2 separate regions of the Mus musculus genome follow, and region 2 is linked to region 1. A link is a loop called in an ENCODE intact Hi-C map of the cell type or tissue named here. Cell type or tissue: heart. All regions are shown on one strand.

Region 1 (2,500 bases):
CTCGAGTTCCCTGAGTTCAAGGATAGCCTGGTCTAGAGAGTGAGTTCCAAATCAGCCAGAGAAATCCTGTCTTGAAAAAGCAACCAGCCAACCAACCAAGGTACATATTGGCAATGTGGAAGGTGCCAGAAGGGGCATGCTTGCTGTGTGGAAGGCTTGTGGCTAGTGCATGGGAAATGTGCAGTCAGAGTATGCAAAGTGCATGGTTGGTGCATGGAAGAAACATGACTAGCGTGTGCTTGTCCCCTGCACCCCCTGGCCCCCAGCGCAAAGAAGTAGAGCCACTGTCCTCTACTTCCAGTGGTTTGAGTTGACTTTAAACAGCCCAAAATCCCAGTGGGCTAACTGGGCTTTCCCACTCACTGATGTCATGTGCTTTTAGAAGGGTCTCTGTGTCCCAGAGAGAACTGTCTTGTCACAGATCCTGAAGGGCAGCCAGTACCTGTGACTAACACCGTTTCCCTGCAAACCTGGTTACTTGCACAGATGAGGTTCTCTCAGCCCTACATCCTGTCTACCACCAGGGTCTCTGTGTGGCTGAGTCTCTGAACTTCCCACTATGGCTCCTACCCAGGCAGCTGCCTCTCTAACCCTCTCTCCAGTAGCTTCTCTAGGTCTGAAGAGTGTGTATCTAGTTATACCAACACCCTGGCTAAAGCCTTTGGAGTCCTCACTACCTTTGAGACACAGCACTAGCTACAGGCCTGCGAGCCTCAGCCCTTGTCCTGTCCATCCTACCCCATGCTAGGGGACTGAGCTCTTTCCGGCTCAACCTATCAGTCTGTACTTCCCCCAACATGTCAAAGCTCAGAGGAGCCAGGCAGTGGGTATTAGAGCCCAGAACAATTGCTAAGACACTTACTGAGGACTAAGCACCAAGTATTTATAGCTTATGCAAGATGCTGGTCTTATACCTGCTTTATAGATGAGAAAACAGGTTGGTGGTTATTGTGTCTTTCATTCGTCTTTAGGGCCAGAGTGAGGCTTTTGGGATCTGAACTCTGGAGGGGTCAAGGGAAAGCAGTTGGGTATGGAGGTAGGACTGTTTGACTAGAGAGCTATGGTGTGTGTGTGTGTGTGTGTGTGTGTGTGTGTCTGTCTGTCTGTCTGTCTGTCTGTCTGTCTCCAGGAAATGCCTGAATGGCCAAAGGCATTGCTGTCCATACTCACCTAGCCTTGATCTAGCCAACAAAATGCTTGCAATACCCAAATCAGCCACAGGGAGTCGCCTTTCTCCCAAGAGATCCAGCAGGGGCTCCACAAGGGATCTGGGGGAGAGAGTTTAAACTTCCGTATTTTGATTATATAACAGCCTCCATCCTGTCCTGTACCTTCAGGTCATATAAATTCATTTCTGTCTCCTCTTGCTCTTCACTCTCTTCCTCCTGGAATCTTCCCCTCTCCTGAGAGGCAGAAGCAGGAACAGTGAGAAAGGGAATCCTAGGGTTGGCTGACAGTGCATCTGACTCCCATGTGCATGGGTACCCCCAGTTTCACCCTGAACCTCGAGGCTGAGGAAAGCCTGGACTCCAGGCCAGACACTCCACTGGGTGTCAGGACCTGGCTTCAGAAGACCTAGTGAGCAGCCCAGCAAGGAGGTGGGAGGATGACTCTGGTATCCATCCATCCATCCATCCATCCATCCATCCATCCATCCATCCATCCATCCATCCATCCATCCTATGTTCATTCATCTACTCCATATTTTTCCCTCACCCATCCATCCACTATTCATTTTACTTATAGACTCATCCACTTTATCCTGTTGGTCAGTCCATCCATCCATCCACCCAGTCTACCTATCCATCATCCATCCACCCATCCACCCATCCACCCATCCATCCATCCATCCATCCATCCATCCATCCATCCATCCATCCATCCATCCATCTATCCATTGATTCACACAGCCAGGACCACCAGATATGGATGTACAACCTGTTTCCTAGCGGAGGGGCCATGGTTACCAAGTCCTTGTATGGCTTCTGGGATGCAAGGGAATGAAGAAAAGAGAGGAACATATATTCAGAGAGACAGAGAAGTTGGGACCCAGTGAACTAGGCTCTCTGATAGAGAAACTGCCATAGCTCAGTAGTTTAGTGTGTTTATTAGACAGCTGAACAGTGAGTGGGGTTAGTGTATACCTCTGAATGAGGAGGCAAGTTTAGCTAGTCTCTGTAGGAGCTGTCTCTGTAGGGGGGCAATCTTCAGGCTGTAAACATCTTGGTGGTTGGGAGAGAAAGCTACAGTGGATATTTTCTGCATGCTGTCAACATTCACACGCAGACCAGAGGGAAGCTTTGCAGTCCCTCTGAGCCCCACCCCAGTGGGGAGGGAGGGGCTTTGCCAGTTACGTATGAGTCTGAGGCTTTGGTGCCCTTGACATGACTGTAGCTGTGTCAACAGCACACACTCACCCTGGGCTTGCTCTACTCCCCACACATGGTGAACTTTTATTCTTTGTCATTAGAGCGTAACCTGTGTTTTCTGGGTTCTCTCA
Region 2 (2,500 bases), 150 kb after region 1:
CGCCCACTGAGTAATTAGGAATTGTTATCCTTGCTTTACACAGGAACACTCTAAGGCTCACAGAGTTCCTGTTGCTTGATTGCAACAGTTGCAGTCATTGTACATTTACCTGGTAGTTGAGCTGACTTCCGATCCAGGCCCATACTGTTCCCGGAAGAGTGTTCTTGGGGCAGAGAAGATGGCTCAGGGGGTAAAACACTTGCTGTGCAAACAAAGGACCCATGTAAAAACAGAACACAGGAGTGTGTGTTTATAATCAGATACTTCTGTGTTGGGATAGGAGGTGGGACAGAAGAGTCTCTAAAAGCTTACAGGCCAGCTAACCTGGCATATGTAACAGTGAACAAGAGCCCCTGCCTCAAACAAGGTCGCAGGCAAGGGCCAAGGTTGTCCTCTGACCTCCACATGCAGGTTGTGGCATTATGCATGCACACACGCACACACACACACACACACACACACACACACACACGCAGGATAGAAACATCTTCAGTATATATTTACAGTTTGAGAGATAGTAAAACTTAAGCAAAACTGTGAGACTCCGCTGACCACTATGGTATTTGTCAGCCCCACACATCAGTGAACAGTGGTCCAGGTGGGCAGGTGAGACAGAGTAAAGGTGAGGCGTGAGATGTTTTCAGCACAGCCTGTTCTGAAGAGATCTGCTTCCCACAGGATAAGTTCTTCACCCAAGTCCACTCTTGGTGTCTTTCCTTCTATGAAGACAGTTCATCCTCCAAACAAGAAGTTCAAGTTTCATATGATCACATTTTCTCAACCAGACCCATGCAGAGGCCCCGGAGCTTCTTGTGTCCAAGGCAGATGCAGAAAATTGTAAACAGCCCCGGGTGGACCTAAGGCGCCCGGGCTCTCTGTCCTGTGTCTTTCCCAGGTCCTTCCAAGCTGGGACACTTAGAGTGACCCTGCACTCTCCTGCTTCCTGCCGCCTACTAGGGACATCTGGTTCCCAGCCCCAATCCTTGAAGGATGTGAAGTTTCTAGGAGTTAGGACACTTCCTGTTTCCCACCATCTTGCCTACTTAAAATAGCCTTTGGAGTCAACACAGGAAGACACACAGGATTGCAGTCGCCTCTGACAGCTCCCTAGATCAACCACGGCTGAGCGTCAAAGGGTCAGTCGCCTGCAGCAGATGCATTCTCTAGCCTCACAGCCTGGGAAAGGAGACCAGTCTCTGAAGGCCACTGGAGATGGAGCCCAGGTGCTCGTGAGAAGCAGGGTTCTTAGTTGCAGGCTGATGGCTCCTTCCCTCCTAACTTTAGCAACCTTGACGCCACGTCCCCTGCTTCTCTCTCACAGAGAATTATACAACTATGAAAGTAGATTTCCCCCTCTCCTCCTTCTTCCTGCCCTGGCCCCTTTGCTTTCTTTCTGCTTTGTGCCAAAGGGTAAAAGTGTTAGTGGAAAGCAAGACCAAGTTCTAACAGTCCGCTGAGTGGTTCAGTGGTTGCAGTTCACAATGATCTGTTAGGTATTTTATGAAGAACCAAGGTTGACCTTGGATGCTCAGAGCAGAAAGAAAAGGAGCTAGGCATGATAACAGTCACCTATAGTCCCAGCACTGAGAGGAGGACAGAGGAGCATGACATGACTCGTTCCAGGAAAATGCTGTAATTGGACTCAACCGCAACTACATTGTCCAAACCCCTCTACAATGTCATATTCTGAGAAAGAGGCTATTACCTATGAAGTACCTGGATGGGTATATCATCTGGCTGTGTGTGAAGCTCTGTAGATGACCACTAGAGTACTGGCCATTCCCTGGTCTAGATGTTGGGGGACAGGAAGAACTTGTGACCCTACTTAGGAAGAATGCCACTTTCTGTGTGGGATCAAGAGGGGATGGGCCACAGAGAGAGGCATGGGTCTTCTTGCCCTTGCTCATGGATGGTAGGCTGAGAGACTAGAGAGGTGTCAACCTATGGGAACGAAGTGGGGAAGATGTCCTCAGAATCTTCTAGGTGCAGGGAATGAGGTGAGGAAGGGGTTTTCACCAGCCAGGTCCTTTAACCACAGAACGGCCAGGCAATGATTGTGTGACAGGAGGCAGACGGTGGGAGAGGGCTGCTAGGTACCTCCCGCCGTGCTCTGTGATGTTTGAGGATCCAGCTTCCTGGTTTATTTTCTGGGGCTGACACACACTTGTTGGCTTAGGATAACAGAAGTAAATTCTGTCATAGTGAAGACCAGAGATCAAAACCCAGATGTTGGCAGGGACTCTGATGGAGTACCGTTTTCAGACCTTCTCCATACTTCTCCTGATGGTGGAGGTCCTGTGTCTCTTGACTTACAGATGTTCCTGTTTTCACCTGGTACAGTCCCCGTGTGTCTGTTGTCTTTTTTTCCACGTTGAAAGAAACTAGTCATATTGGATTAGGGCTCATCCCAGTCTGGTGTGCCTTTGTCTAAATTGTATTGTATTAGCAAGGGCCATCTTTTCAATGAGACCACATTTGTAGGTTCTGGGTGTTGGGGTGT

The links. A loop is a pair of places that touch in the nucleus more often than their neighbours do. Peaks named below come from ENCODE experiments on the same cell type or tissue, not always from the same donor. Only the 100,000 strongest peaks of a DNase experiment are listed, where the experiment ranks them.
Region 2: it touches region 1 in a loop (2.5-fold over the local background); 4 of 42 quality-filtered maps call a loop at or near these places.

What each region holds. Positions count from the first base shown.
Region 1 is chr1:74,076,276-74,078,775 of GRCm38, reverse strand. All of the region lies in intron 2 of Tns1 (tensin 1), which reads left to right. Among named protein-coding and RNA genes, the nearest start is that of Gm31637, 18 kb to the left of the region's middle. In heart, a CTCF peak has its summit at 1,222; a DNase peak (open chromatin) is centred at 1,225; H3K27ac peaks cover 690 bases; H3K27me3 peaks cover 454 bases.
Region 2 is chr1:73,921,913-73,924,412 of GRCm38, reverse strand. The region is part of intron 24 of Tns1 (tensin 1); the gene reads left to right. Among named protein-coding and RNA genes, the nearest start is that of 6030407O03Rik, 59 kb to the right of the region's middle. In heart, no CTCF peak of the experiment used is centred here; a DNase peak (open chromatin) is centred at 1,002; H3K27ac peaks cover 1,312 bases.